Linked DNA regions of Homo sapiens: region 1 is linked to region 2. A link is a loop called in an ENCODE intact Hi-C map of the cell type or tissue named here. Cell type or tissue: A673. All regions are shown on one strand. Links, peaks and the distances in the headings refer to the core of each region. The heading gives the core; the rest is flanking DNA.

Region 1 (16,504 bases), core at 3,547-11,546, 550 kb before region 2:
AGAAAAATTCACAAATCCTAAGAGTACAGCTTGATGAATTATCACCAAATAAACATACCCATGCAATCATCCAGGTCTAGAAGTAAAGCATTCATGAGCATCTCAAAGGCCTACCTTGCATGCTTTTCCAATCACAAACTGCCCCTCCTCCTTAAAGGTAACCAATATATTGATACCTTACATCATAAATCAGTCTTGTCTACTTTTTTAACTTTATTAAAATGGCACCGTAGAGTAAGTATTCTTTTGTGTTTGGCTTCTTTTTGTGAGATTCATCCAAGTAATGGTTCTAGCTGTAGTGCATTCATTTTTATTCTTATATTGTAGTCCATTCTGTGCATATGTATTTGTTTGCACATTCTGCAGCTAATGGACATGTGGGCTGTTGCAAGTTTGGAAATATCATGGGTGTTATTTTGAACATTCCAGTGTGCCTTTTGGCACATATACCTCTGTAAGCTTCTGTTCTTGGGTCTGCCATTTTCAATGCTTTAATTAATGACTCATCAAATCCATGAATCATGCAAGCACATTGGATAGCAAAGTAAAAATTCAAGAAGCTGTTGATATGTTGTAATAATTGGCCAAAAGCTAATGAAGTTAAATTTAACAGGGATAAATGTAAAATTTTATATTTCACTTTAACAAATGTATTATTGCACACAATATTTATTAGTTAAAACTAAAAAGCCTAAATACCCAATAATATGGGAATGGTTAAGCAGATTATTATTTATCTTCTCAGTGCAATGCTAAGCTGTGTCCCAAAATGAGATCTTGAGAGTTATTTAAGCTCAAGACAAAGATAAAAGATTTATGATTTTAAAAAAAACGAGAAAAAGAATATGTATATAATCATATAATTATATATGAACATGGCAAAACTTTGAAAAACAGAAAAATGAGTGAGAATGGTGTGATTAGAAATTAAATTCACTTTCAAAATTGCCTTTAATATATTTATTTCAATGAAAATATTTTAAAATTATTAGATTTGTATGGGACGTGTGTGAGTAGGGGCAAGGAAGCAGAGATGTGAAAATTAAGTACCTAACCCCTCTAAGCCTAGGTAAGGATAATAATACTCCCATCTCATTCATTATTATGAAGCTTAAGAGTTATAAGTGCCCAATAAACATCAAAAAATCCCTGGCTGCTGGCACTAGGGAGGACGCGAAGGGCAGTATGAGAGTGATATAGGAAGGGTCCATGAACTAAACAGCATGGGGAAAATGTAGGGAGCATGTTTATGATAGAAACTTTTCTCTTCCTAGCCAAAGCCAAACAAACCAGCATACAAACCCCTCGATTACATGCAAGCTGTGGGAAGACAAGGAGGATGCAAAATGGTATGATTACAATGGTGAGGAGGTGATGGTGCAGGGCAGACATGATTGCAATTCCTGCTGGAGAAGCTGTGGCAGCTGGGGAGCAAGTCAGTTGCCCAGGTCCAGTGAAAAACGGGCATGCTAGGATGAAGGATGTCCTGGCAGCAGAGGCTCTGATGATTGGAACTCTCCATCTGTCCATTGAGTTTCCCCTCCAATGACTACAGATTTGTGGAGTTGCGCATGCACCCCTAGATAGGGGTTCTGGGAGACTTTTAGCTTTGATCATTTGAAACCTATGGATTTAATGTTTGTTGTATATTTTCTCTATAACTAAATCCCTCTCTACAAGTTATATCAATAGAATATATAATGTGGTTGGGCAAGCCACCACTTTTCCCATTTAGCAGCAAGTTGCATAAGTGCTTGTTCTAAGATGGTGATCATCTTTAAGCTGGTGACCTTCAACCCTCCTTTAGAGAGCTCTGTGACTTTGAACTTGATCAGTCCTACCCTTTATCTGACTCTGTCCATTGTGTCTGCACTATACTTACTCTTGAGTGTGAGTGTGTGTAAAATATAACATGCATACAGAAAGGTTTTTAAAATGAATATACGAGTTAACAATCTGTAAAATAAACCTCAGTGTAATCTACTTGTGTCAAGCCATAAAACATTACTAATAGCTGTAAAAACCTTTTCCTGATTGTAACCTCTCACTCTCCCTAAGAGTGAATACTCTCTTGATTTTTATAGTATTTACTTCCTTATTCTTCTTTGATAGTTTTAGTCCTAAAACTTGTTTAATTTTGCCTTTTAAAAAATTGTGTATAGAGCCAGGCTGGGTGACGTGTGCCTGTAATCCCAGCTACTCCAGAGGCTGAGGGGGAATGATTGCAAGAGCGTAGGAATTCAAGATCAGCCTGGGCAACATGGTGAGATTCAGTCTTAAAACAAAAATTGTATATAAAGTACATTATACAGTGTATATTCTGTACTGTTTGGCTCCTTTCACGTAATATTGTGTCTTTAAGATTCATCCTCTATATATCATGCAGCTGTACTTTTTTCCTTATTTCTCATAATACAGTATTTCATAGTATGAATAGATCACAATTTGTTATTTATTTCACTCTTGATAGACATTTAGGTTGTTTCCATTTGGAGTTATTATTCAGTACTGCTATGAATATTCTTAAACATGTATACTGGTGCACATAAACATATGTTTTATGAGGGTATATAACTTGGAGGTGAATTGCTGTGTCATAAATTATGCATATCTTGTATTTTATTTGATAATGTCAATCTGTTTGCTATAGTAATTGTGCCAATTTACACTTCCATCAACAACATTTGAGTTCTTGATGTTCTACAACCTTGAAAGCTTGGTTTGATACTCTAGTGAGGTATAGTGGTGTATCAGTATGGCTTTAGTGTACATTTCCCTGCTAACAAATGAGGTTGAGAATTAATGCTCATTTCATATTCATTATCTGTCAAATCTTCTGCCTGTTTTTTTTGTTGTGTTGTCTGTTTTTGTTTTCTTTTGACTGGTAGGTTCGTAGGAATTCTTTATGTATCTTAGATATGAACCCTGAACCCCTTGTTGATTACACACATTGAAAAATGGTGTTCCACTTTGAGGTTTGCTTTTTCTCTCCTTTAGTGATGCACTTTAATGAACAGAAGTTCTTGAATTTGATCTAGTCAATTTTTTCAAACTATTTTAATGTAGTCAACTTTTTCAAACTATTTTAAGTGCTTTGGGGATCTTGTTTAAGAAACCTTTCCTAATCCAGAATTCATAAAGATATTTTCCTATGTTATCTGCCAGAAGCTTTATTGTTTTACTTTTTCCATTCAATCTATAATCCACCTAAGAATGATTTTTGTATATAATGTGAGGTAAGTTTACTAACCAACTTTTGAAGGATTCTTTTATCTTTTGGAGAAGCTGACCTTCTGCTGTCCTGGTTTTACTCCTAAATTTGAGGCTAATCAAGGTGGTAGGTCTCCCAAACTCCTAACAGGTAAGTGATCTACCAGATCATCAAAATATCATAAAGAATATATACATATAATACAATTTATACATACAGTATGTATGTACATTCATACATAGTCATAATTATCTACCAAGAATAGAAAGAGGTATCCCTTTACAAGGAGAAAGAGATATAATGGTTAAGTGTGACTATGTTTTTGAGACAAGGCAGAAGATAAGAAATCTGAAGGACTGGTTATCAACAGAGAAATTAGGGATCTATTTATTTATTTATTTATTGAGACCAAGTCTCTCGCTCTGTTGCCCAGGCTGGAGTGCAATGGCACTATCTCGGCTCACTGCAACCTCCACCTCCCAAGTTTAAGCAATTCTCGTGCCTCAGCCTCTCGAGTATCTGGGATTACAGTGACGTGCCACCACGCCCAGCTAATTTTATTTTATTTTATTTTATTTTATTTTATTTAGACAGAGTTTCGCTCTTGTTGCTCAGGCTAGAGCGCAATGGCATGATCTTGGCTCACTGCAACCTCTGCCTCCTGGGTTCAAGCGATTCTCCTGCCTCATCCTCCTGAGTAACTGGGATTACAGGCATGCACCACCACGCCCAGCTAATTATATATTTTTAGTAGAGACAGGGTTTCTCCATGTTGGTCAGGCTGGTCTCGAACTCCTGACCTCAGGTGATCCACCCGCCTCGGCCTCCCAAAGTGCTGGGATTACAGGCGTGAGCCACCACACCCAGCCAGAAGTTAGGGATTTAATAGTTGGTAGGTATAGTGGACATTTGTTGTTTGTCCTGCCCAGAATAATATCGCGCTGCTTAAAGCCTTACTAACGTGTGCTTCATGAACTCAGGGCATTATCTGTCTTGCTCATCACCCTGTATTCTTAACGTTCAGCACAGTGCCTAGCACAATAGTAGCACTAAACAAGTATTTATTGAATAAATGAATGAAATACTCCTACTGTCATGATTCAAATGGAAGATATCATCTTTTGGTAGACCGCCTGCACAGCCTTAATAATAACTTTGTTGCATGCTTACTGTGTGCTAGACAAGATGCTAAATGATTCAAATTTGTCATCTCTTTTATTTCTTGCAACCATCTTACAAGATAGGAATGATTATTATCCCTATTTTATAGATGAAGAAACCAAAGGCACAGAAGAGTTAAGCAACTTGCATAAGGTATAGCTAGTAAGTGCAGGAGTTGGAACTTGAAATCACATCATCAGACCATAGAGCTTATGCTCTTAATCTTTCCATTGAATTGCCGTAGTGATTGATCTAAGCATGACCTCCTAACCCTCCAAGCTGAACCAGTAATGAGAAAAGCTAATGACTATTGATTACTTGCCTTGTGCTGGGTACCATATAAAATTGTTTACATATTTTCCTCATTTAATCGTGATATAAAACCTGTAAACCATTATTGTCCCCATTTTACAGATAAGGAAACTGAGGTAAAAGAGCTTAAGTAAATTGCTCAAGATCAATCAGCTAGTAGGCAGGGGAGCCAGTGTTTGAGCTCAAGCAGTTGGACTTCAGAACCCATACTGATACCCACCAGGCTATCTGCCTCTATTAAGACCTATTTCCCTTACCTCAGAAAGGTACACCTTGAAGAAGCAAGGCCAATCAGAGCCCTTCTCTGGGACCTTTGAACTAGAGACCATTGCTTTCTGGTAGGGAAGATGTGAAATTATGAGCCAAAGAGAGCCACCACCCCCATGAGGGGGCAGATCCCATCTGCAGTAGAAGAGTAAAGCTGACTGACAGAGAGAAATGCAAGAGGTGAAGGTGATAATCTTGATGGCTCTTTCATTCACCCTGCCCGGCCAGCTCTTCCTTTTGTTATGTGAGCCTTCCCATAAATTACTCCCCACCCTCCTTTTTATTCTGCCTAAACTAGTTCAAGCTGGGTTCTTGTCACTAGCAACCAGAATAGTCTCAGCTAACACAGAAGGCTGTGGTGTTCTCCCAAATGTGCTAACATTTATGAAAAAGCATCAAAGCCCTTTGGAGTTTAACACAAACTGTATTTCCTGACTTTCCATTTGATGCATGAATGAGGATGATGTCTTTTTATAAAAGTGCCTTCTGTGGGTTTATAAATGAATAATAAGTTGGATCTTCTTTGTTAAAGGCTGCAGCATCTTGCGTACATCTTTCCAGTGAAGCGGATGGCCTGATATATACTCTTCTAAACTAATTTTTTTTTTTTTTTTTTTTTTTTAGAGATGGAGTTTTGCTGTTGTTGCCCAGGCTGGAGTGCAATGGCATGATCTCGGCTCACTGCAACCTCCACCTCCCGGGTTCTAGCGATTCTCCTGCCTCAGCCTCACGAGTAGCTGGGATTACAGGCATGTGCTACCACGCCCAGCTACTTTTTGTATTTTTAGTAGAGACAGGGTTTCACCATGTTGGTCAGGCTGGTCTCGAACTCCTGACCTCAGGTGATCCACCCACCTCGGCCTCCCAAAGTGCTGGGATTACAGGTGTGAGCCACCACACCTGGCTTAAACTAAAAAAAAAACCTGCTTATCGAATATGTCAAAATGCAGGCTTTTTGTGATGGACAGCTCCTCTCAGCTAAACAGTGGTGTATCCTGGATTCCCACCAATACATGGTAAAATTATATTTCTTCACTGGGTTTTGAGACTATATAGCTCTCTAAGTCTCAGTCATCTTATCTACAAAATGGAGGGATTGGTCTGCAAAGGACCTTTAGGGCCTTTAGGGTCCTTTTCCCAACTCTAAGCTTTGTGGTTTAAAAAAACTTGAGGCTGATATCAACTCAAGAGGTACTAATGGTCATTTGCTTTGCGGACCTGCTGTTGGCTTAGGTGAGATGACACTTGCCATTTCAAAATGTGAAGATCTTTCTTTTTTAAGTTCACCTTTTCAATGTCTAGTGTCACATTTCCCCCAGAATATTCTACAGAATGGAATGCTAATCCTTGGAATTCTCTCCAATCAAGGAGTCATCGATCAAAAATTATATACCATATCCCCCTGGGAGATTAACAATTCACGTTATAAATTTAAAGGCCCTGAGCAATTTTTTAGTAAAGAAACCTGTGTAACTTATTTTACCCTAAGATTTTCCAAATACATTTAACCAAAGAACCCTTTCTACAAAAACACACAGTGATATCACATGTAGAACTGCTGGCTCAACATCTTCCCTCTGGTTCTGTACAGTAGAATAGATGTTATGACTGCCTTAGTGTGAGCATATTTAATAGGTAATAATGTTATATTTAATTACCCTATTTCCTGGGTGTAGCTTTTTGTGAATTGAAAAGTGATCACTAGGAGATTATTATTTGGTTCTATACTAGGTAGCATCATATATTAATTCTTCCCCTGAGCTCTAAATGGCTATAAAGATTCCCTTCAATTGACCAGAAGAGGGAAGCAGAGGACCTGAGATGGCATCTGAAGTCCCAGTAAGTGACTTGGGAACAAAGGAACACATGTAAGAAGATAAGGCAGCATCAGTTCAGGAGCTTGTCTTGGAAAGATCATCTCCCAAGCAGACTGAACCATTCACATTTCAACCACATCATCTTCAGAATGCGAAGGCCCATTATTGGAAGCCATCACCTCATACCATTATGCATTTCCTAGAGCTTCCATAGCAAACAGGTCTCCTTAAAGTCGGGGAGTACCAGGAGATCATCAGGATGGGGCTGATGGAGACATCAGAAAACAGTGAAGCAAGGCCAGTAGACCTGGAGATTGCAGCAACAGTTCCCAAGAGCTGGGGCTTCCTCACAGCTGTGTGTGTTTGCATCTTCTGGTCCCAAGAGCAGCCACTGCTCAGGTAGGCTCATAGCAGATTATTCACCTGCCAAGCCATTAGCCAGACATGATTTTAGAATGGCAGGCCCATTATCACCCATGTTATTTGAATTGGAAGACATGGTATTTGGGGTTGGGGGTAGTATTGGGCTTGGGCTCAAGGTTCTGAACACCCAAATCCTGCCTTGCCAGAGCTTTGCCCTTGTCCATGAGTGCCACAAGGGAGACATCATGCTCAGAGGACAGGGCCAGGCAAATGCATGCATTTTATAAGAATGTTTTGGCTTCAAATACTACCCTAGGCCATTGCGAAGCTAGGGATAACCACTGAAAGATTCTTTTTGTCTAATCTAAAGGCAAAATTAATGCTAAAACTAGGCCCTGGCTAGGTGTCTTGGCTCATGGCTGTAATCTTAGTGTTTGGGGAGGCTAAGTGGGAGGATCACTTGAGGCCAGGATTTCGAGACCAGCCTGGGAAACATAGCAAGACCCTTAAAATAATAATAATAATAATAATAATAATAATAATAATAATAATAATAATAAAATGTCCAAGTGACCGTCTTGGTACTTTCCCCCTAAGTTTATACCTCTTTCTCAGGCTTTGTTATTTTAACTTTGTGACAGCAAGAAAAGATGAATCCAAGGAAAACCATGCCAACGAAAGGAGAGAGAAATGAGCCTCTCTTTAAAATCTGGAGCATAGGTGGTATAAGTGTGCTTTTCGCACACCAGAGGTACAAAAGAGAAATTCCCAGGACATGAACACCCAAAAAAAGAATGTGGCCAATAAAATACCTTTGAACTTGACTCATCCTCATTACCCTTTTTATCACTCTCTTCCTTGGATGTATAGGTGGGAATTAATGGGGGAGAGTGGAGTGAGGTAAAGAGAATCGAGTGAAGACCGCAGAGGAGGCCATCCTCTCACTTGGCCTTCCTTCTCCTCCCACTGGCCTCCTCCTCTGCTCCTTTCTACCCTATGCCAACCTGTCAGAGCCCCTAAGCATAAACGTCAGAGTCACTGTGTTGAAATGTCAGTATCCATGCTATATTCTTTTGCACTTTGTTTCCCATCTCTTGGTGGTTCTGTAAGAATGAGAGAGGAGTTTTGGTGTTACTTGGTGGTATCACCCATCTTCTCCTCTGTGAGGAACCCAAGAATATCTGAGTCCTTAAATGGTCCCATCTTGCCTTTAGTGTCTCAGGGGAGTTCTGTGCCAGGAAAGGAACAGCAGGAAATGAGAATCAATGAATTATATGATTACTAGCTAAGTCAGCACCTGATAATTCCCAATGCAGCGTTTTCTGGTAAAAGATGAACTTGAGCATGTCTTAAGCCTCAGTGTGTAACTGGGATTTTTTATTTCTCTTCAAATGGAAATTTTAGGCATATTGTTTGATAGAGAGATCCAACCTTTGAGAGGAATACTAAATGCATTTACTCTCTAGCATCAGGTTGAGGAAGACCTAAGAGATCTTATGTCTGCTTACCACTGGGAGATAGGAAGCAGAAAATGCGGGAAAACAGGAACTGGGTGCTGACATTTTGAGACAGTGGCCCTGCCCACTGATTACTGGGGCCCAGTCAAAACCTTGGACTGTGATCAATTGGCTTCCAGACCTTCTTCCCTTGAGTAGAGGAGAGTAGGGGAGCTGCAGGGGATGTGAACAGAGGCAGAATCTCCCTCATGAAAGAGGGAAGTCCTCATAGGCAGGAAGTTTCCCTCACAGTTTTTAAAATCTGAAAAGAAGTCATAGTAGATTTTTGACTCCTAGGAAGGAAATCACCATTTACTGAACATCAATTATGCCTTCAGTCATGCTAGGCAAGTTTCATTTGTTGGTTTCTTAGTTGAAAGTAAAAAATAATTCTGACTTACTCAAAGCAAAAGAGGAATTTATTGAAAGGATATCAGGTAACTAATAGAATTCTAGCCAGTGGGCAAGCAAGCTCAGATACTCTGTAGTCAAAATCAATTCCAAAAATAAAACTATCCTATATTTGGCTGGGGAAGACTATTCAAGTTGGTTCATAAACCCACTGAAATGATAACTAATAATTTGGTTGCTACCAGGGATGACAAAATTTTATATGTACAGCTTTTACATTTCCCTTCTCAGGCCTAGAGTCAAAGATTTTTTTCTAAGAATCTCTGGTTCATTTGAATAGGAAATGGTATTATAATCTGGGTACTAGTGGTCTCATTGCTACTGAGTTTATCTTTTCTTTCAGGCCTTTTCAATGGATAGATATAATATATATAAATTATATAGTCATATATAAAGTTATATTACAAATATGTATGTGTGTGTGTGTGTATATATATATATGCTCATACTGATAGTTTCTACTCACATTTAGGACTACAGGTTTTTCACTTAGTCTTAGCTATCTTACATCTGTATTTCGTTTCTCCTATGTGAAAATTTTCAATTTTCAATGGTACTTGTTATTGGACTGAACTGTGTCTCCCAAAATTCATATGCTGAAGTTGTAACCTCCAGTGACTATATAGTTGCCACTCCATATCTGTGGATTCCACATCCATGGAGTCAATCAACTGAGGATCAAAAATATTTGAAAAAAATTATAATACAGTATTAAAAAATAACACAAATTAAAAAACCAATACAGTATAACAACTATTTATATAGTATTTACATTGTATTGGGTATTATAAGTAATCTAGACATGATTTGAAGTATATGAGAGGATGTAGGTAGGTTTTATTTAAATAAATAACATTTTATATTATATATGAAATACACTTTATATAAGGAGCATAAGCATCTGCCGATTTTGATATGGTGTGTAGCCCTGGAACTAATGCCCCATGGATACCAAGGGATGATTGTATTTGGAGATAAGGCCTTTAGGGAGGAAATTAAGGTTAAATGAGATCATAAGGGCGAGGCCTTAATCTGACAGGACTGGTATCCTTATAGGAAGAGGAAAAGTCATGTCCGGGTACAGTGGCTCACACCTGTAATACCAGCACTTTGGGAGGCAAGGGTGGGAGGATTGTTTGAGGCCAGGAGTTTGAGACCAGTCTGGGAAACATAGTGAGACCCTTGTCTCTATTATAAAAAAGGAGAAGAAGAAGAGGAAGAGACAGTGATCTCTCTCTCTCCTTCTCTCCCGGTGTGCAAGGAGGGAAGGCCATGTGAAGTCATGGTAAGAAGGTGGCTGTCTACAAGCCGGGAAGGGAGGCCTCACCAGAAACCAGCTCTGACAGAATCTTGATCTTGAACTTCTAGCCTCCAAAACTGTGAGAAAATACATTTCTGTTGTTTAAGCTCCTGGTCTGTGGTATTTTGTTACAGCAGCCCTAACACACTAATACAGTACCATAATTACTCTTTTCGCTTTATCCCACAATGCCCACATGATAATACCATTGCCACCACTAACAACATGATTACTGTGAGTAGTTTAACATTGTCCTATGTCATTCTTTTTGCTTTTAGGGTATATACCACTAGTGATATACAGTCAAATTACTATTTCTGAAAGTCACTTTTTTTTTTTTTTTTTTTTTTTTTGGAGACGGAGTCTCGCTCTTTCATCCAGGCTAGAGTGCAATGGCGCAATCTCGGCTCACTGCAAGCTCCGCCTTCCCAGTTCACGCCATTCTCCTGCCTCAGCCTCCCTCTGAAAGTCACTCTGACCAATCTCTCTCTATGTGGTTATGTCACTATTTAGATACATGTTAGGATTGTTTCCTTTTACTTTCCACTTTTAGGGATTGCTTTTTTTAAACTTTAAGTTTGTTTCATAATTATGTAAAATATTACATGATTCTAAAGTCATATCTAGAAGACATGCTTTCCTCATAGAATGCTAACATTAGCATCCTTATGCTCAACTACAACTCTGGTTTTTCAGACGATTCAGAATATATTTGGGTGGCTATATAGCAATCTTGGCCACAGTGTTAATTTATGTTTTCTCTCTGATGACTTTTTTTTTTTTTTGAGATGGAGTCTTGCTCTGTCACCCAGGCTGGAGTGCAGTGGCATGATCTTGGCTCACTGCAACCTCCACCTCCCGAGTTCAAGCGATTCTCCTGCCTCAGCTTCCCAAGTAGCTGGGACTACAGGCACGTGCCACCAGGCCCGGCTAATTTTTGTGTTTTTAGTAGAGACAAGATTTCACTATGTTGGCCAGGCTGGTCTCGAACTCCTGACCTCAGGTGATCCACCCACTTCAGCCTCCCAAAAAGCTGGGATTACAGGCGTGAGCCACGGAGCCCGGTCACTCTCTGCTTATTTTTATTTTCTTTTTCTTTTGTTTTTAATACTTTGCCATAATGTGCCTAGTTTTGGATTTATCTATTTTTATCCTGCTGAAGATTTAATGTATTTCTTGAATATAAAGATTTACATTTTTATTGTTTCTTAATAATTCACAATAATTTTATCTTCAAATAATTCTTTCTCATTTCTCCTAATCTTTCTTTTGGGAACTACAACTAATCATTCTTTCTTAGTCTGTTCTTCCTAACTCTTAACTTCTTTTTCATATTTTTTATCCCTTTATCACTTTGTGTTACATTCTGGTTAATCCTCTAAGATTTACCTTCTAGTCCATTGATTACTTCCTCAGTTGTGTTTACATCTGCTATCTAATTTTTCCTTTGAATTATAATTCCAACTACTACATTTTCTTTTATAAAAGTTTTTTTAAAAATCTATTTCCGGCCAGGCGCGGTGACTCATGCCTATAATCCCAGTACTTTGGGAGGCTGAGGCAGGTGGATCACGAGGTCAGAAGTTTGAGACCAGCCTGGCCAACAAGGTGAAACCCCGTCTCTACTAAAAATACAAAAATTAGCCAGGCGTGGTGGTGGGTGCCTGTAATCCTAGCTACTTGGGAGGCTGAGGCAGGAGAATTGCTTGAACCCAGGAGGCGGAGATTGCAGTGAGCCGAGATGGTGCCACTGCACTCCAGCCTGGGTGACAGAGCAAGACTCAGTCTCGGGAAAAAAACAAACAAACAACAACAAAAAAAACCATAAGAAACTATTTCCCTTTGTCACTTTCATTATTAATATTGTTATTAGAGACAGGGTCTCGCTATATTGCCCAGGCTGGAGTGCCTGGGCTATTCACAGCCACCATCATTGAGCACTACAGCCTTGAACTCATGGGCTCAAGCCATTCTTCTGCCTCAGCCTCCAGAATAGCTAAGAATACAGTTTAATTATTTAAAAAATACTATTTTTATAGTCTCTTCAGATTGTACTATCGTCTAAAATTTGCAAAGCTACTTAATCCTACTAGTCATTGAGTTTATTGACTTTCCTAAATAGGGCATGAGTTAGTTGCAGGGTAATCTTTTATTGTAAGCTGATCTTTAGTAAGGATATTTTATCCCTTTGGGCTCTCTTTGTCCTCTAAATCATAGGTTGGCAAACTTTTTCTATATAGGGCCAAATAGTAAATATTCTAGTCTTGGCAGGCTACACAGTCTCTGTCTCTTCCTCCTTCTCTTCTTCCTTTTTTTTTTTTTTTTTTTTTTTTTTTTTTTTTAGTAATAACCTTTTAAAAATGTAAAATCCATTCTTAACACACAAAGTCTACAAGAGCAGGCCATGGCAGTATTTGGCCCACGGGCCTTAGTTTGCTGACTCTGGCTCTAGACGTTGGAAATGCACGCTTCCCTCTGCCAAGTTGATTTGCTGGCTTCAAACCAGTTTACGTTAATTTCTTGGACTTGAGGATGCCTATGCCACCTGCGTAGTTTATATTTTGGTTTAAAACAGTCTTGAGGTTTTGGTTTTTAAAGGAATAATTTTTCCTCTGATCAGAGTCCTAGGCAGATTCAAATTTCCTTATTGCTCTTCTGGGCAGAGAATTTCTTGTTTCTAGTTCACTGGAGGGTACCTCTCAAGGTCCCCATTTTATGCAGTGATCTTAGTGATAGCTTACCACCTTAGGCAGGCCCCAAACCATATCTGTCCTTTCCCTGAATGATTATTAGAGCCAATATCTGGATTTGATACCCTCACTCCTGTCCCCAAAGTTATCACTATATTATTTCATTATTTCATAATTCTGGCTTTAAATTCCTTTATTGTTTACATATTATTGTTTTTCTTTTTTTTCAGCTTAGCTATTCTTTTAATTATATGCATCATATATCATTTACCATTTCTCCATATTGAGTGAAGCAAGGCATCCACATTAGTTTATTCCTCCAAGCTGCCAGAGTAACGCTAAATCAGAAAAGGTATTGAATTTTATCAAAAACCTTTATTCATTCATTGTGATTATAAGATATGTCTTATCCGCTGTGAAAAAATGATGTAACATGTTATATTAATATTTTTTCTAAGTTATCCTTGTATATCTGGAATGAAGATTTCTTGGTTATGAAGCATAGTCATTTAATATTCTGTGGATACAATTTAGTAGGTTTATGATTCCAGATGTATAAATAAGATTGATCTAAAGTTTGATATGCTTTTCTTTTTCCTGTTTCTTTTCTTTTTCTCTTTTGTATTAGAGTTATCCTAGTTCTGTTAAAAATTGTGTAGCTGTCTATATTCATTTTTATATCTATATGTGTTTTTAAAAATTATTGATTAGATGCTTATCTTTTGTACTTTTCCTCCAGAGTAACTCAATCTTGGATTTATCAATCTTATCTTTTTTGTTTGATTTTGCACTTATTTATCTTGGTTGTCATCTTCATAATTTTCTTTCTCCTTTTCAAAGAATTTTCTATGAATAATTAAAGTATTTTCATTTTTGCACTTCCTGCATCCAGTTCTCTAACTTGGGTATACAGTGTAGGTCATCTCTCTGCTGGAATGTTCTTTTCCAAGATCTTCACAGATGAATTCTTTCTAATGTTCAGATCTCAGCTTAAATGCCACCTCAGAGAGGCCTTTCCAACCCAAAGTAGTGCCACTCCTATGGCAGTCACTCTCAGTCACATCATTGTGTTTCATTGTTATTTAAGCAAGTGTTACCGCCTGATATTTTCTTATTTATTCATATACTTGTTTATAAGCTGTCTTCCCCACTGTACTGGTGGAATATAAGTTCCATTAGAGCAGTGTTGTGTATCCTGCTCTTAGAACCGTATATAGTATCTAGCAGGTAATCAGTAACTTGGGTTTATTACATGAGTGCATAAAACAGTTCTCATTTTATTATTATTATTATTTTTTGAGATGAAGTTTCGCTCTGTCACCAAGGCTGGAGTGCAGTGGCACAGCCTTGGCCCACTGCAACCTCCACTTCCCGGGTTCAAGTGATTTTTCTGCCTCAGCCTGCCAAGTAGCTGGGATTACAGGCACCCACCACCATGCCCGGCTAATTTTTGTAGTTTTTAGTAGCAACGGGGTTTCACCATGTTGGCCAGGCTGGTTTCGAACTCCTGACCTCAGGTGATCCGCCGGCCTTAGCTTCCCAAAATGCTGGGATGACAGGTGTAAGCCACTGCGCCCAGCCTCATTTTATTGTTTTAATAATAGCCTATATCTAAAATTTTTATTCTATTTTGTCACAATAACTGTTTGGGAGTTTGCCCTCCACCTTAAAGTGGATGGTTTATTTGCTTGTTTAATTTCAAGTTTTATTACTTTGTGACATGATAAAATGGCTCATATAAATTTCATGCTTTGAAATTTACTGAGTTTATCTTTGTGTCCTATTTGTGATCTTTTTTTGTAAATGTTTCACAGAAGCTTAAAAAATGGCATACTTTCTTTTTATAAAGAAAATTCTATGATTTAGATCTTCTAATTTTTGTTGACAATTTTATTTATTTGAGCGGTCAGTTTGAGATATTTGTGTTTAAACGTCTCCTACAAATATTGTGTTTCAAGCATTTTTTCCCCTTATGTTTCTAACTATTTCATTATTGTCACATAAAGATTCCAGCTGTTAGATCTTTATTGTGGATTGTACCTTAATTCCATATAAAATGTTTTTCTTTGGCCCATTTGATGCTTTTTATCATAAATTCTATTTGCCTGAAATAAGCCACCCAGTCCTCTTTTTATTTGTATCTGTCTGAAGAGACAATCTGGGAACCTCTGGCCTAGAGCTCTGATGGCTCCAAGTGCCCCTTTCCTGATGTGCACAAAAGGATAAAATGATACTCTGAGGGCCAGCTGAATTTGAAGGGTTATTTAATGCACTGTATGTTTCAAAGCCTTCTCTTGCAGGAAATAAAAGACATCCATGGGTGAATCCCCAGGAGTGCTAAACTGACAACTTTACTAGGGCCAGAAATTATATACCTATCACCCAGCTTAGAAATGTCCTACAATATCCAGACATCAAAACTGCCTCCATAGTAGCTACAGTTGAGATTCACCCTTGACTATGTAATTGACTCTTTTGTGATGATGTCCCTGATGCTGACTATGATTTGAGATAGCCAGAGAGGTTCCTAAACATAGCTAAGGGAGAAGGCTAAGGGGCAGGTGCAGGAAGGCCCGTGCACTGGCAGGAAGGTCTATTTCCCAGATTCTCTCTGGCTTTAGTTGGTTAACAGTGGTTTGAGACATTCGTGATAGTTAATTTTATGTGTCAACTTGACTGGGCTAGGCATGCCCAGGTGTCTGGTGAAAACATTATTTCTGGGTCTGTCTGTGAAGGTGTTCCTGGAAGACGTTAGCATCAGAATATACGTATGCAAAATTAAGAAGATCAGCCCTCACCAATGAGGGTCAGTGTCATCCAATCTGAAGATGGCCAAAATAGAACAAAAAGGCAGAGGGAGGGTGCATTTTCTCTCTTTTGTTTAGCTAGGACATCCATCTTCTCCCGCCCTCAGACATCAGTAGCCCTGGTTCTTGTGCCTTTGAAATTGGACTAGAACTTACACAACTTGCTGCCCTGGTTGTCAGGCTTTCAGGCTTGGACTGGAACTATGTCACTGTCATTGTGCAGCTCCAATTTGCAGGCAGCAGATTGTGGGGCTTAGTTTTATAATTATGTGAGTTAAACCCACATAATAAATCTCTTTCTATATTTGCCTGTATATATCCTATTATTCTATTTCTCTGAAAAGCTGACTAATACAACATGCTCATGTACTCTTACAAAATCTTAGTTTTGGTACTGGAGCGTGGGAGTAGAATATGCCTGAGAAAGTTCATGAAGCTCTTGTCATGGGGCAGAGCTCTGAGAAGTCATTCTCCAGAAAACAAAACCAAAACAGTTTTCAGGTTTGGCTTCACAGCGTCTGTTTATGGTAGCAAAATAAAGAGTAAGCAATATTATAGTAGCAGAAGACCTGTATGATTATCTGTGACTGTCACTGGCTTGTCATATGTCACTTTTCATTATGAAAAATAGGCATGAGAAGGGCAAGGAGAACTTCACTTCTTAAGAGA
Region 2 (16,504 bases), core at 5,305-13,304:
TCTTTTTTGCAATTGTCTTTTTTGCTTTGTTGATGAAATGTCAGGATAAAAGGGATGGCCAATTGAATTAGGGTGCAAGTGCCGATCCAGTCACTTGGCAGAGTACCTAGTAGTGGTCCACTGCAGTACTACCATACATCTGCTCTGGGATGAACAAGGGCAGAGTGATTGGTTAGCTCCTGAAAAGGCTTAGGCTTACTGCATCCCGCTAAATTCGGCATGCTTTATTGCCCCAGGCTGTGGGGTTTTGGAAGAGAGCTACCATACAGCTCATACCCTGTTGGTTGGAGGATCATCCAAGTGGAAAGGGGATAATTTGGGTCCCTGGCCTTCCCGTTGCACAAGTGTAACAATCGCTTTTGTTTAGTGTGTGAATGGAATATCTAATCAATTCTAGCCAGGCATTTGCATCTTGGTACTCCATTTCAATAGCTAGGATTTGTTTTAAATCTTTAACTTCTACAATGGCTACTTTGGTGTTGCTATTGGGTAGGGAGAGACTGGTAGTTTGATTAGAAGGTTTAGGAGAGGGAGGAGGGGATGAGGGGGTGACGAAACGCATTTCAAAAAATCCTATAGAGTCTGCCCCTGCGACCTCTGCTCCTATACCATAGAAATGACTTAATGAAGGGGAGGAATTTTGGGAAGTTGTGATAGTAATGGAAATTTGTACTGGATTACATTGGTTTTGCTGGCAGTTGGTGGGGGCTTCATTTGGTGAAAGGAATGTATGGTTTTTGGACACACAGAGAGTTGTTGGGGAGGTCCAACCATGATTTTTGGTAGTCCATAGAATTTTGGACAAGCTACGGCAGAGAAACTCTGTTTTCGGAGTACAAGATTCCCAGTTAACAGAGTTTTCTTTATAATATCCCAAGTCTAAGGGAACTGCCCAGTTAATTGAATCTGCCCAATCTGATAATTTCCAAGAATGGCAAAGATACTTTTCTGAAGTAGAGAACTGCCTTTGACTTTGCAAGTCTCCACAAGGTATAACAAGACAAGCATCAAAAGTAATGATTTGGGGTGACTTTGACCTGGTTACATTAATAATGAGATGTGGGGTAGCTAAGGGAAAGAGAAGAGGAAAAAGGGACAGTCAGATTAGGCTTTTTTCTTTAACATTACTCTGGTGGGGGTTGGTCCTGGGGTGACGGTCCATGACTTTTTTTTCTTCTAAGATTTTTGCTTTAAATCCTTCTTCTTTCACTCCTGAGATCAGGAGTTCTTCTTGTGAACAAAGTACACCAGATGGAGGATAACAAAGAGAGGAGTGAGCTGCCCCTGAGTCGATTAAAAAGGCAATGAGCTCGGGTTTGGGTCCCACCTCTAAATTTATCAATGGCTCTTGGTGGAACTCGAGATAAAAGAAACAGAGCCCCTGACCCCCCTATTCTTCCTCGAAGGCCATAGGTGGGATGACTTCCTTTTCTTTTTCCCATTCAGGACATTCCATTTCGAAGTGACCTATTCTTCCACATTTGAAACATTTGTTCTGCTCTCTTTCTCTCCTTATTTTTAAATTCCCTTGCTTTGCTTTTTCATACCCTTTATATGCCTAGCGAGTGGGGGCTTAAGTTGTTTACAGGTTTTGGCCCCTTGGGTACTTTGTTGTAGAGTGGAGAGCTGATTTTTGCCTTTTGCTTTTGCTTTTCTTCATCCGTTCTTACATATGTTTTTTTGGGCCTCCCTCAAAAGTTCCTCTATAGGCCGATCTTTCCAGTTCTCTATTTTTTTTGTAATTTCTTTGTGATACCTGGCCAACTATTAGTGACAAAATGGAGCTTTAACATCACCTGCCCAAGGGGATCCTCTATGTCTAAGCCTGCATATTTTCTCATCTGTTCCTTTAGTCTGTTTAAAAACTCCATGGGCCCTTCATCTTTCCCCTGCTGTATATTAAATGCTAGTGAAATATTTGGGGTTTGAGGCATTGATTCCCAAATCCCTTTAACTATCATCTCCCTAAGGTCTTCCATGTTTTTTCGGTGGGTTGCATTATCATTATCCCATTGGGGGTCTTGGGCTGGAAATTTTTGTTCTACTGCAGGGATATTTTGACTGGGAGGATGTGCATGCTCCCAGACTATCATAGCAGCCCTGTGGATCATGTTTATTCCCCTCCACCACCCAAAAAAGAGAATACTTAAGATGGACATTAGCCCAAGTATATACTTGTGGTCCTAAAAATTGGTCAATTTGATCCACAACCCCAAAAGGATCATCTAATGGTGATTTAAGTTCCCTCTTCAGGTTTCTGACCTCTGAACTAGTTAAGGGGGCATTTTCAGAGCCAATTCCCCTCCTCCAAGTGGTACTTCTCTTAAGGGAAAAAGGGTTGGGGCAGACTCCTTTGAGGAGGAGGGGAAAGGGAAGTTTCGAATATCCTTTTTACATTGTTCTATTTCACATTGAAGCTTTCCTAGGACAGGGCATTCAGACTGGGAATGGCCCCAAGAGTCAGGATTATAAGGGGAGGGAACAACGTGAGCAGGGGAAGGGTTTGGGGTGGTTACATCTGCTTGAGGAGGAGGCAAAGTTGGTGGTGTTTAGCAGAGGAAGGTGGTCTAAAGGATCCCATGTGTTAATGGACTGTTTGGGGTAGGGGTCTCAATTTCTTTAGGGGAGGTAGTTTCTGGCTTATTTCCTGTAGCTTTTAGAGGGTAGAAGAGGACAGGCCCCTGCCCCCAGCACAGGGCATAGTCTATTTCCTCTTGGGAGACAGGACTTTTATCATTGACATATTCTATTAAAAGTTGACAAATCCAATCCTCATTTGACCCAAACCTTGGTGAGAAAACTGAAGATTTGAGAATAGGTTTTTTTGGTCCAAATAAAGCAACAATATTTGGTCCAAATAAATCAACAATATTTATCATTTTCTGCTTCTTCTTATGTTTGGTCCTTTCATTATCCCTCCAATATTTTAACATGAGACCTAGAGGGCTATCAGAGGGAATTTTATTGTCTGTCTTGTCCTTTATATTCCCTGTCCTGCTTAGGGTATTTCCCATCCTGGAAGTTGTAGGCATTTCCCTGAGTTTCCTGACTGTGTGTGGCTCATTCTCTCTTACTAGAGATTTCTTGCACTCTTTCTCTGGAGGCTCAGCAACCCCCTCCCCCCCAACCACTGGAAGTTTCTTGAACTCCTTTGCTTTCCCTTTGTCCTTCTTTGGCTGTTTCTCTCCTGGGAATTTAGGTCCTTCTTAGCATTGATGGGTCGGTATAAACCCCTGACAGGAAAGCCACCTTAAGCCATGTGACGTGACCACAGAACAGCAAATCCAGACTCCACACTCGCTTTGCACTTAATTGTGCATCTTATTCACACACTTTCAACCTCCAGGACATCCCAACCACCAAGGAAGTACTTCACCACCCCCGCAGCTTTTCTTACCTTGGTCTATGCACAGAATTACCTGGTCACTGCAGTATCTGTAGGCCTTTTCCTCCCATGTTGCTGAGAGTCTGGGTTTATTCGTCACGCCAGGTGGGTCTCGATCCCTCACTCCTGAGGCAGCTGCAATGAGGCAGTGGGATGCGTCTCCTCACAAGAGATGATCGGAGACCCTTCCCCTGAGGAGAATGGGATCCTAGATGAGCCCCCAAGTTGTTAGAAGCAAGTGCTCAGTGCCACAAGGAAAAACCAGCACTTAGATAGAAAATTTCTCAGCAAGGCACATTTACTTTGCAGAAGGGTGCTGCCTGCATCCCTCCAATCACAAGAGCACACCAAGTCAGCTAGGGCAGGGATTTTTATCCCTAAAACAGTTCCTGTTTCTGTGTCCTTTCCCCATTGGCTGGAGTTGGGCACAGTCTAAGCTGACCTGATTGGCTAGTGTTTGAAATTGAATAAGGTCAGTTAGGCAGGAAGGGAGAGGCTGTCCATTACCAACTAGGTGGGAAGGGTTGTTTACAGAATAAGACATTTGCTCTTTACAGATTAAGCAGAGAAACAAGTGCTCATTACTGATTAAGAAAGACCATGGAAGCTTTGAAGAGGAACTTGTTATTTCTGGCAGGACTATGGTCAAAATTGCCATTTCTGTATTTCACACTTACCTGAATTTTTTGAACTGTGAGATTTTGGAAGAGAAAGAAATTCCAAATAGGATTACATCCCCTCACATTTCAGTGGAGGACTCTAAGCCCTGAGAGGTTCTGGGTTGTGCCTGTCCCCTTCCTCCACACTTTCATCACCTAATCCCTAGCCCTTTGGACCTGTGCTCCAAACTCGGAGACACTGCTTGCTTCTTCCTGAGACCTCACTGTCACTTTTTGCCTTGCACACCTCACTTGTCCTTAGTTGCAGTAATCCCTGCGTCCCACCTCACCTTCCTGCCTAACTTCCATCTCCTCTCTTTGGTGCCTCCACTTGCACCCTCATTACACCTTCCCACAGACTCAGGGTAGAAACACAAAAAAGGAGTAAAGTGTCTAGCATTTTTTTTTTTTTTGAGATGGAGTCTTGCTCTGTTGCACAGGCTGGAGTTCAGTGGCACAATCTCAGCTCACTGCAACCTCCCTCTCCTGGGTTCAAGCGATTCTCCTGCCTCAGCCTCCTGAGTGGCTGGGACTACAGGTGCACACCACCACACCCAGCTAATTTTTGTATTTTTAGTGGAGATGGGGGTTTCACCATATTGGCCAGGCTGGTCTTGAACTACTGACCTCATGATCCACCAGCCTCAGCCTTCCAAAGTGCTGGGATTACAGGCATGAGCCACCATGCCCAGCTGCATTTTTACCAAAAACTGACATTTGAGTGCCTCCCATCCCGTCCTGGCCCCAGGCACCTGCTCAGACCATGATGAGCTTTGGTGGCTCTGAGGCACTGCTGGGTGCTGAACGGCAGCAGCAGCCTCCACTACACGCTGACCCTAAAGGGCAGCACAAGCAGAAGGCGCTCGGCTGCTGGATCCTCCAGCGGGTTCCACTCATGGACACGGATGTCCATGAGCTCCATGTCAGCCTCGCCCAGCCACTTCGGGGGCGCCTGCCGCCTTGAGCACTGACTGGCTGGACACGCTGACCAATGGGATGGGAGGGCTGAGTGGTGGCGGCAGCCACAGCGCACAGTGAGAAGGAGCAGCTGCAGGTGCTGAAGGACTGCTTCACAGGCTAGAGCGACAAGGTGCGGCAACTAGACGTGCACAACTGCAGCCTGGAGGGTGAGGCGGTGGTGCTGCGATAGCAGCAGGCAGGCTGCACCACCGTGGGTGAGCTGTATGAACTCGAGGTCTGCGGGATGCGCCCCACGGTGCTGTGCCTGGGCATGGTGCGCAGTCTGCTGCGCCTGGAGCAGGAGCACCTGCTCCAGGACTTCCACATGTGCACCGGTGCCTCCATGATGAGGCCCAGCAGCACAAAGAGGTCAAGGCTTGTGCTGTTGGCGGCTTCTTGCAGGAGGCCGAGGCGGCGGGCGTGGAACTGCAGAAGAAGGCGCAGGCACTGCAAGAGGAGTGTAGCTACCTGTGGCACCGCCAGCAGGAGCAGGTGGGCGAGCTGCTCGGCCAGATGCAGGGCTGCGGCGCCTCGCAGGCGCAGGCGCAGGTGCAGGCCGCGGAGGGGACGCCCTCAAGTGTGACGTGATGTCACGGCGTCTGCACTGCATGAGATCTGCGGCAGCTTGAAGGCCATGCGGTGCAGAGCACGCTGCAGTTTGAGGAGTGGTTCCAAGTGAGGATGGACCGACTGTCTGAGGCAGCCAAGGTGAACACAGACTCCATGTGCTGAGTGCAGGAGGAGATAACTGAGTATCAGCGTCAGCTTCCGGCCGAGACCACAGAGCTGGAGGCACTGAAGAGCACCATCGACTCACTGGACAGGCAGTGTTCTGAGCTGGAGGACCGTCATCAGGCCGACATTGCCTCCTACCAGGAAGCCACTCAGCAGCTGGACGCTGGAACACCAAGTGAGAAATGGCGGCCCAGCTGCGAGAGTACTACCAGGACCTGCTCAATGTCAAGATGGCTCTGGATATAGAGATAGCCCCTTACAGAAAACTCCTGGAAGGTGAGGAATGTCAGACTGGCTTTGGCCCAATTCCTTTCTCACTTCCAGAAGGACTCCTCCAAATGCCCTCCATGTCCACTCACATAAAGGTCTAAAGCAAAGAGAAGATCAAAGTGGTAGAGAAGTCTGAGAAAGAAACTGTGATTGTGGAGGAACAGACAGAGGAGACCCAAGTGACTGAAAAAGTGACTGAAGAAGAGGAGAAAGAGGCCAAAGAGGAGGAGGTCAAGGAGGAAGAAGGGGGTGAAGAAGAGGAGGCAAAAGGGGGAGAAGAAGAAGCAAAGTCTCCCCTAGCAGAAGAGGCCACATCCCCAGAGAAGGAAGCCAAGTCCCCAGTGAAGGAAGAGGCAAAGTCACCGGCTGAGGCCAAGTCCCCAGAGAAGGAGGAAGCAAAATCCCCAGCTGAGGTGAAGTCTTCTGGGAAGGCCAAGTCCCCAACAAAGGAAGAGGCAAAGTCACTGGCTAAGGCCAAGTCCCCACAGAAAGAGGAAGCAAAATCTCCAGCTGAGATCAAGTCCCCCCGGGAAGGCCAAGTCCCCAGCAAAGGAAGAGGCAAAGTCACTGGCTGAGGCCAAGTCTCCAAAGAAGGCCAAGTCCCCAGTGAAGGAAGAAGCAAAGTCCCCTGAGAAGGCCAAGACTCTTGATGTGAAGTCTCCAGAAGCCAACACTCCAGCAAAGGAGGAAGCAAGGCCCTCTGCAGATAAATCCCCCAAAAAGGCCAAAAGCCCTGTCAAAGAGGAGGTCAAGTTCCCAGAGAAGGTGAAGTCTCCCCTGAAAGAGGATGCCAAGGCCCCCGAGAAGGAGATCCCAAAGAAGGAAGAGGTGAAGTCCCCAGTGAAGGAGGAGGAGAAGCCCCAGGACGTAAAAGTCAAAGAGCCTGCAAAGAAGGCAGAGGAAGAGAAAGCTACCGCCACGCCAAAAACAGAGAAGGAGAGCAAGAAAGAGGAGTCATCCAACAAGGAGGCTCCAAAGCCCGAGGTGGAGGAGAAGGAAGCTGCCATCGAAAAGCCCAAAGAATCCAAAGTTGAAGCCAAGAAGGAAGAGGCTGAAGATAAGAAAAAAGCAGCCACCTTAGAGAAGGAGGCTCCTGCCAAGGTGGAGGTGAAGGAAGACGCTAAACCCAAAGAGAAGACAGAGATGGCCAAGAAGGAACCAGATGATGCCAAGGCCAAGGAACCCAGAAAACCAGCAGAGAGGGAGGAGGCGGCAGCAGCAATGGAGAAAAAAGATACCAAGGAGGAGAAGGCCACTGAGTTCAAGAAGCCTGAGGAGAAACCCAAGACCCAAAGCCAAAGACGACCCTCTCAAAGGAGCTCAGTGAACCTAAGGCGGAAAAGGCTGAAAAATCCTCCAGCACAGACCAAAAAGACAGCAGGCCTCCAGAGAAGGCCACAGAAGACAAGGCTGCCAAGGGGAAGTAAGGCAGGGAGAAAGGAATGTCTGGAGCAGCCAAAGAAACTCAAAAGGGTCCTGGAGCTCAAGGATCAGAGTAATGCAATTTTTACTTTTTATGTAAGAAGAAACTGCTTAGATGACAGGGCCTCCCTCTTCAAACAGGAACTTCATTAGCAATATGTTAGCAAAAGAGGGCAATCCCAGCCTCCTGCCCCCACACCCTCCCGAGGCGATGGACAATTATGTTATGATAGCTTATGTAGCCGAATGTGATACATGCCAAATGCCATACGTAAATACTTGACTATAAAAACTGCCCCCCTCCTTTCCAAATAAGTGCATTTATTGCCTCTATGTGCAACTGACAGATGACCACAAGCAGTTAGAAACACATTATGCTTGAGATGTCTTAACCTGTTCCCAAATGCCTTCTGTTTTCCAAAGGAGTGGTCAAGCCCTTGCCCAGAGACCTCTATTCTGGAAGAGTGGTCCAGGTGGGGCCGGGCACTGGGCACTGAATTATGCCAGGGCGCACTTTCCACCTGTGTCCAGTTTCAATTGCTTCTGTGCAATAAAACAAAGTGCTTATAAAACGACAAAAAGAAAAAAAACTGATATTTGCCAGGGCTTCAGTGATGATCAGAAAGGCCACACTGTGTGTCTGTGGCCAGGTCCTATTGATGTTTATCTTGGTTGTATCTAGATGATCACAGCAGAATTTCAGTATCAGTATCAGCAGCAAAATCAGATTCCACAAACATTGTCACTGCCAGGCAAAGAGGTGAGTGTTCTCACAAAAGCAGCCTAATGTTATCGGCCACCAATGCATGCACCATGGCAGCAGATGTACTCTTTTCCAGCCAAAAAGTCTGTCTCTGAGAGCTTGTTCCTTTGTCAGGTGTTATCTCCTCCAAGGCAAAAACTGAGTTTTCTTTTCCTCTTGGGCTTCCCACCCACAAAGCAGAGAGGACAGAATCGGCCCACAGTGCCAGTTCCTGTGTGAAGCCTGGGTTCCGGATATGAAAGTCACTGACCTTGGAATTCCCCCAAGCGTTAAACACCTCTGAGAGAAGGGGTACATGCTTGTTGCTAGCTGTATAATCATGTGCTTTAAGGGAAAAGAGCTTTGAGCCACCACATGCTAGAAACACGAATTTAGGCATGTCATTTCATGTCTTTGCGTCTCGGTTTCCACATTTGTAAAAGAAGACAAATGCTTTGTTCTCAAGCCTATTGTGAGGTCAAATGAAGTGACGTGTGTCCAGGGTCTAGCACGATGCCTGGCCCTAGGAGATGCTCAACAAATGTCAGCTTTCTTCCCAGATTGCCTCTATGTTCCTGATAATGAGGCCAACTTAAGAGAATAAAAGAGACAAAATAGAGAAGTTTCACCTTCGGAAGTAAGTCAGGAGAACTCAAGCTCAGGGCTTGAAGACTTCGTAGCAGAGAAGTCGTGAACTGTAGATTGAGAAGAACTAGGAAACTTTATATGATTCCTTAGGTATGCGTTACTTTTCTCTGCTTTTTATTTTTGTTTTTGTTACCCTCCTCTTCCTAGTTATTTCTCAGGATTGCCTAAGTATAAAGCCAGCAGGGCCTGTGAGATTGTGATCTAAGAAGCTGTGATGTAGGGAGCAGGGGGAGACAGAGCCCTTTCTCAGCTGTTGGGCTTGGGATATGAGCCCCAGAACACTAAGGAGGTGGCGCCTGCTGCCCAGAGTAGAGGAAGATAGACTGAGGCCCTAGCTCTGAACAGAAAGGGTGGGAGACATCGGCTCGCCTAGGCCAGGAGAGCGGCCACCATGGCTAAGTAGTAGGAAGTCTATGCAGCTCTCCAGCAAACTGCAAGAGCCCAAAAAGTGCTGGTTGTATGAATAACTGAACAAGCAAGGTGAAAGAAGTGATGATGTAATGGAATTCAAGCTAAAAAAAGAAACCCAGGCTTAAAATGCAAATTCTAACTTTTTCCTATTTAGTATCTGTGTGATCTTCAAAGTAACCTCTTTGGGCCTCAGTTTTGTCATGTCTGAAATGGTGAGGTGCAGCCAGGTGCCGTGGCTCACGCCTGTAATCCCAACACTTTGGGAGGTCAAGGCAAGTGGATCGCTTGAGGCCAGAGTTCAAGACCAGCCTGGGCAACATAGTGAGACCCTGTCTCTATAAAAATGAAAATTTAAAAAAAAAAATGATGATCTGTGGGAAGGAGTTACAATCTGGCCTGCTCACTTATACTCAAAAGTTTGTGGTGAAGACTAGATGAGGTCACCAAGAAAACACCTACACCGAATGCCGGAAATTTCAGGACAGCATCGTGATGGTGAGGGTGGCCGTAAAAAACATCTGGGGAAAATCACTCAAGGGAAGACTTCTGGGGTTTGGTTCAGCCCTGGCCAGATCCCACTCCAGGAGAGAGGGCAATCTCTTCAGTCAGATGAGCTGATCATCTCAGGGCAACCCAGCGAATGTATCCCTTTCTGGCAGTTTCCAGGGTAGCTTTTTTCAAAGGACCGTGGGCCAAAGTCCCTGCCTGCTGCTGCCACCCTCTGGCAGCAACCTGAGCCACACTCTTGTCAATTTCACTGGTTAGAACATCTTTTACACATTCGTTTACATTTGCATAGTGTTTTCCAGTTTACACTTCTTCCCCCCTCAAGAATGATATTCTTTTATCCAAACAATATCCTTGTGGCATACACATTTTTGTAGTTGAAGAAACCAAGGCTTGGGAAAGGTAAATGGTTTGTCTAAGGAGACTTAGCAAGGAGATGAGACCAGGCTCTCTGATTCCAAGACCTGTGTTCTTTTCACTGTCATAGGGGCATGTCAGTTAGTTCTACTTCTGTTGTTGCACTTCTCAAACTCTGACAGAATCGGATATGAACATGGAGTTCTCCAGACCTCCTCTCTCACCCCATCCCTCCAACACATCCCCAAATTCTCCAGACCCCATCTGTATCTGCAGCTGCCTATGAGTGAAGGGAGGTAAGGACTACAGATATGAACAAGGCAGAGCAGCACCTGCTCTTCTCTGGGATTCAGACAGATGAAGGAGATGAGACAGATACCCAGGGACCTCAGGACCTGGGAGAAATGCACATGGAATTCACCAGAGGCCAAAGGGACTCCAGCTAGGTGGTACCTGAGCTGGTCCTGAAGAGACAAACAGGTTGTAAGTTCACAAAGAGGTAGATGCAGGACCTTCCAGGCAGAGGAAATGGCAGAAGCCAGGCTTCAGTGCACTGAACCGGGGAATACCTGCTCCGGTTGAGCAGAGGAGGGAGGCAGGTGGTGAAGCTGGAGAGGGAAGTTGGAGGAGATCTCGGCAGGATGGAATTCATACTGTTTTCTAAAGGCAACAATAAACCAGCCATCCTGCATGTCTCCCATTTATTCACTTAACAAATATTTATTGTGATAGGCATATACTCTGTTTGTTTCTCGGGATAAAAGCAAAAGCATAACTTTGTTACAGAGTATTCATTTATTTCTGCAATGGATATTGACTGCCTGCTTTCCTTGTGCCAGGTATTCTTCTAGGCCCTGGGGGATGTATTTCTGTGCATACTGAACATACACTCTAGTGGGAAAGGCATAATAAACAACAAAAATGAGTAAAATAGAAGTATTTAGATAGTGACAAGTATTCAAGAGAAAAATAAAGTAGAAAAAGAGTCATGCAAATTGGAGACATGGGTGGGGATTTGCCCTTTTGGAGAGCATGGCCACAAAGGACTGATGGAGGAGGTGGCTCTGAGTAAAGGCCTAAAGCAGCGGTTTCCAACCTTCTTGGCACTAGGGGCCAGTTTCATGGAAGACAATTTTTCCATGGACCGGGGCACTGGGGTAGAATGGCTTCAGGATGAAACTGTTCCACCTCCCATCATCAGGCATTAAACTCTCATAAGGAGCGCAACCTAGATTCTTCAAACTCACAATTTACAATAGGGCTCGCGCTCCTAGGAGAATCTAATGCTGTGGCCCAGTTCCTAACAGGCCATGGACCGGTACCAGTCTGCAGCCAGGGCTTGGGAACTCCCGGCCTAAAGGAATTGTGAATTGAGGGAGACAGCCAGGCAAATATACAAGGAGGGACAGTTCAGGCAGGGGGAACTGCAGGAACAAAGGCCCTGAGATGGGACCATATCTGGTGTGTGGGGGGCCAAAGGAGGAGACCAGCATTGCTGGGGAGTGAGTGAGGGAAGGTGGAAGGAGAGGAGGCCGGAGAGGCCCAGGAGGGACAGGGAGGTCGAGTAGGAGGTCCCAGCAGGCCTTGTTCAGAGTGGCAGCGAGTCAGTGCTGACTGCTGTAGAGTCTGGTTCTTTCTGCAGGGTTTTAACAATGGACAAGGAGTTTTTTCTGCAGTCTGGCCCTATAGATTTGATGAGGTGTGGGTGGTCCAGCCAGGAGGCCTGGAAGGTCTAGTTCTTGGAATGTACCCAGGGCCCTTTTAACGCTCAGCATTCACCTGGCTGTGTGCTGTGATTCCTCCTGCTGCAACCATCCCACACACACTCAGGGGCATGAAACGGCTGTCTTGTTACATTCACAGAACCTGTGGGCCCGGCTCTTCACTGCTCTACTGTTTCTGGAGCGATGCGGGGAAGACTTTAATGGCCCGGGTGATGCAAATGGCTGAGCGCTGGGTGGGCTGGCGCTGGGAGTGGTGCCTCCAAGAGAGTGGCCTCACTTGCATGCCTGGGGCCTGTGCCTGGAGGCTGGAGTACAGTCAACCAGAGCACCCCACAAGGCCTCTCCATGAGACTGGGCTCCTTACAATGTGGAAGCTTCCTGCTTAGGAGTATCCAGAAAAGGGGCCACAGCGAGCATCCCAAAAGCTGCAGGTGGAGTGGGCCTGGCCCCTTCTGACCCCGCCTTGGGAGGCCATAGCGTCCTCCCACAGCACTCGCTTGGTCAGAGAGGTCACAGAGCCCAGATTTTAGCAGAGGAGACGTTGACCCCACCTCTTTTTTTTTTTTTTTTTTTGAGATGGAGTCTCCCTCTGTCACCCAGGCTGGAGTGCAGTGGCTCAATCTCGGCTCACTGCAAGCTCTGCCTCCTGGGTTCAGGCCATTCTCCTGCCTCAGCCTCCTGAGTAGCTGGGACTACAGGCGCCCACCACCACGCCTGGCTATTTTTTGTATTTTTAGTAGAGACAGGGTTTCACTGTGTTAGCCAGGATGGTCTTGATCTCCTGACCTCGTGATCCGCCCGTCTCGGCCTCCCAGCGTGCTGGGATTACAGGAGTGAGCCACCATGCCCGGCCAACCCCACCTCTTGATGGGAGTGTGTAAAGGAATTGGTAGCCTCTTAAAAACACCACTACAAGCCGAGTTCACACCTGTAATCCTAACCCTTTGGGAGGCCAAGTTGCAAGGATCACTTGGGCCCAGGAGTTTGAAACCAGCTGGGGCAACAAAGCAAGATCCCATCTCTACAAAAATAAATAAATAAATAAATAAAAATAAATAAAATAGGAAGAAGACTCAAGCAACCTCTAATGCTGTGCCCACATGAAGAGGCATACTACCTGGATGTCTCTGGGCCTCAGATAAAAAAACAAGCTCTGCAGAAGGTTCCTAGAAAGGGGGCTATATCCTTGCCCCCCTTCCACAGTATGCTATGTCTGTAAACATGTAACTAATCCCCCATGGGGGACAGGGCAGTGTTGTGTGCCACACTTGTGCCAAATATGTATTAATAAACTCTGGACCATATTGGCAGCTTTGTGGTTTTCCATAGTCTTTTGCAGCCTGCAAAACATTTTCCGATTAGAAGCCCCCGCTGTTTTATCTATTACATGTGACACTGAATAAGCCTCTGCATATCCACTGGGGGTTGGTAAGTAACATCAGAGCGTGCAGCGAGGGGAAAGGAATTAAAAAGGGAGCTAATGTCATCCGTGGGGAATAGCTGAGGAAGGAAAAAACCACTCTGGAAGAGAGGGGTTGCAGAAGGATTTTTTGCAATGTATTATGACCACTCAAGGCAGGCACACACATGTGTCTGTTGTCCCAGCCCCAACATGTAAAATGAAACTCCAAAGAATGTGATACCATGGGGTAGCTGGGAGGGTGGGGGCAAGGAGGGAGATTTTTATCTCACAAAGCAGATTTTATTTTCTGAGAGCCATATGCTTGATTTTCTTTTTCCCAAAAAGCCCACAGTCTCATGTGGAAAAGATTTAGAATTTTATTGGCTTTCAGGGAAGAGGGAATTAGAAATGTTAGATAAGTAGATATCACATGGGAACAGGATTTCATAGCACTCCCCCAGGCCTGTGGGTGAATGCCACACTATGAAGCTGCAGAACTATGGACAGAAATGCAAAACTGAGATGTGGCAAGAGCTGTGGGCTGGGGACAAGATGTGGGCTCCAGTCCCTGCTTTGCTGCTTAACTCCACCAAACCACTTCACTTTTCCTGAAATATGGGGGGAAGGCAATATTTGCCCTGTTGATATTGTAAAACCAATGTAAGTATGTAAGAGGGCCCTGAATGTGGTGTCTTGGCATTCAAAAGGGACAGTCACATGTCAGGTATTGTTATCTATGAGGATGTAACCTACAACCCAACCTAAGCTAAGGTACTCATTGGTCCACTTTTTAAGCAAACATATTAATTAAATGTTGTGTGAGAATACTTTGTAAGTGGCAGAAACTCAACTGAAAATACTTCATGCAAAAATAGGAAAATGATTAGCTCATGTGTTAATTCATCCAATCAGTAAGTTGACAGCACTCTGCTGAGTACCTCACTTGCCAGCTGCTGTTCTAGGAGCTGGATATATAGCAGCAAACTAAGCAGCCCAAGGTTCTCATAGGGTGCATGTTCTAAAGGGTAGATACAGATAACAACAACCACATATACACTGAGAAATAAAAATGAAATCCCGAGTCCCCCAACCAACTGAATGGTCCCCCGCCTGGCCAAAGAGTCCTCAAAGAAACCTTAAAAACTGACTTCCCAGCCATGACAGAGTGGGAAGTCGGACACATCTCCTTACACTCCCTTCTGCTAACTACTATTAGGGTTTTTTCCCTAAGGGTTAAACAGAAACCAGCCCTGTTTCAGTACAACAACTGATCAGAGTCCCTTCCTCATTAGACACCACTGACCATGGGGTGGTTTGGGCCAGTCTACAGAGGCTGCACACAGAGGGCCTTTGTGTCCCCTGCTTCACCTTTTGACATATAGAGCCTAACTGTAATACATTTAAATGTTGAGTTTCCACCCTAGAGCGAACACGGGATGCGTGTTTTACACATTAGCCTGCTATGCATGCCCACAACTCCCCTTTGCTACTATTTATAGCTCTTCCTATAACCTGTTGATTATGTATATTTGACCACCCTCTTCAGCATAAATCCCTGTCTTAGTCTTCCCACCCTTAAGTCCTTGCTTCTGGCTTCTGGCCAGAGGCTACACTTCCAGCCTGTCAGAATGGTCACCTGCAGAGAAGTACAGCTCTCCTTTCCAAATTTATGAACCTTGTGATTCTTCAGTTGACAGTATATAATTTTTTCAGGTGGTTGTAAGTGCTACAAATAAGATAAAGCAAGGCAAGGGGATACAGAGTTATAAGAAAGTGCTATTTTAGGAAGGAGGGGTCAAGGATGGCCTAACTGAAAAGGTAGCAATAGAGCAGCACCCTGAAAGAAAGAGAGAACAAACCGTGCAGCTATCTGGTGGAAGAGCATTCCAGGGAGATAGATCAGCAAGTGCAAAGGCCCTGAAGTGGAAGCTAAAATGCTAGTGAGGATACAGTGGGCTGAGCGAGGGCTAGAGTGGTAAGAGAGGAGGACAGCGGGAGCAGCCAGGCCATGCAGGGCCTGAGAGTCATGGTGAGGATCTTGGAGTTGGATGGGGAGCTGTTAGAGGGTTCTGAGCAGAGCAGTAGTGTGATCCGACTTACGGTTTTAAAAGGATCTCCTGGGCCACTTGTGGAAGCAGTGAGACCAGTGTGAGGGCTACTGCAGTAGTCTGAGCAAGAGGACTAGGAAGGTAGCAGCAGACATAGAAGGAATTGGATTCTGAATATTCTCAAAGGCAGTGCTGGTGGGATCTGCTTATGGATTGGATGTAGAATGTGGGTGCATAACAAAGGTGTAGGAGTGGTTCAGGCACAGCTGGATCCATGCACTTGAATAATAAAATTGGGACTCTTCATCTTTCCATATCTCTTGTCTCTGCTTTCTTCTGCATTGGCTTCATTTTCAGGTAGCCTCTTCCCATACAGTGGGGAAGATGGCTTCCAGCACCTGGCTCAACTCTGGGAGTGTTCTCAGAAGAGCAAGGAAGTTTTTTGTTCCCAAAGACTTCAATAAATGTCCTCTCTAGCCTCATTGGCTTGAACTGGGTCATGTGCTCAGCCTGAACCAATGAGAATAACAGGGAGGTGGGGGAGTGGGGTGGAATTACACTGACTGGGTTAGGCATAAGCCACAGCCTTCATTCCTAGAGTTCTGGGTAGTTGGCATCCCTTAAGTAAATGAGGAGATGTGGTGATGGAAAGAAAGCCAAAGGTGGTTATTGAGAGAATGGGGCTGGGTGTAAGTTGGCCACCACAATGTCCAGTGCATCCAGAGAAAGTTTAATGAAGGGCATCTAGCGTGAATGAAAAGGAGGGTACTCATAAAAATGCAATTTGGTGACCTATTACCTGTGAAGGCTGAGGGAGAAAGGAGGCTGTAGATGGTTCCAGAATAATCTAGGCAATGATGTTAATAGAAATGGAGACTATAGGATCCAAAGTATGCGTGGGTTGCAAAGGAGTGAGATGACTTCAATTTTATGACATAAGAGAGACAGACACAGAAATGACGAACCACAAGTCAGGGCAGAGCAAAATAGGCATTAAATGAGAAGAATAAGCAAAACGCTCAGGGGAAACTATAGCTGTGGTGCCTGCAGGTCATAGATAGAGGGACGGACATTGCCTCTGGCTGTCAACAAATCAAAAGTGAAGTTTGAAGGTCTTGGACTAGGAGCACTTAATTATCCATGGCTCTCAACGCCTTGAGGTCCCTAGCATCTTTGCTGTTGTTTGCTTCACCTCCAGTCTGTGTACCAGAGCTGCTAACAGGGAGCCCATCTC

Evidence for each region. Hi-C counts contacts between places; a loop is a spot of excess contacts. Peaks named below come from ENCODE experiments on the same cell type or tissue, not always from the same donor. Only the 100,000 strongest peaks of a DNase experiment are listed, where the experiment ranks them.
Region 1: a loop joins it to region 2, with 2.7 times the contacts of the local background. A loop is called at or near these places in 8 of 110 quality-filtered maps.

What each region holds. Positions count from the first base shown.
Region 1 is chr1:117,275,046-117,291,549 of GRCh38, reverse strand. No RefSeq gene overlaps it. Among named protein-coding and RNA genes, the nearest start is that of LINC01525, 12 kb to the left of the region's middle. In A673, for the core only: a CTCF peak has its summit at 6,733 (motif pointing right); a DNase peak (open chromatin) is centred at 6,769.
Region 2 is chr1:116,730,913-116,747,416 of GRCh38, reverse strand. It overlaps the pseudogene NEFHP1. Among named protein-coding and RNA genes, the nearest start is that of CD2, 15 kb to the left of the region's middle. RefSeq lists enhancers at 8,333-8,542, 9,011-9,310. In A673, for the core only: a CTCF peak has its summit at 9,971 (motif pointing left); a DNase peak (open chromatin) is centred at 9,936.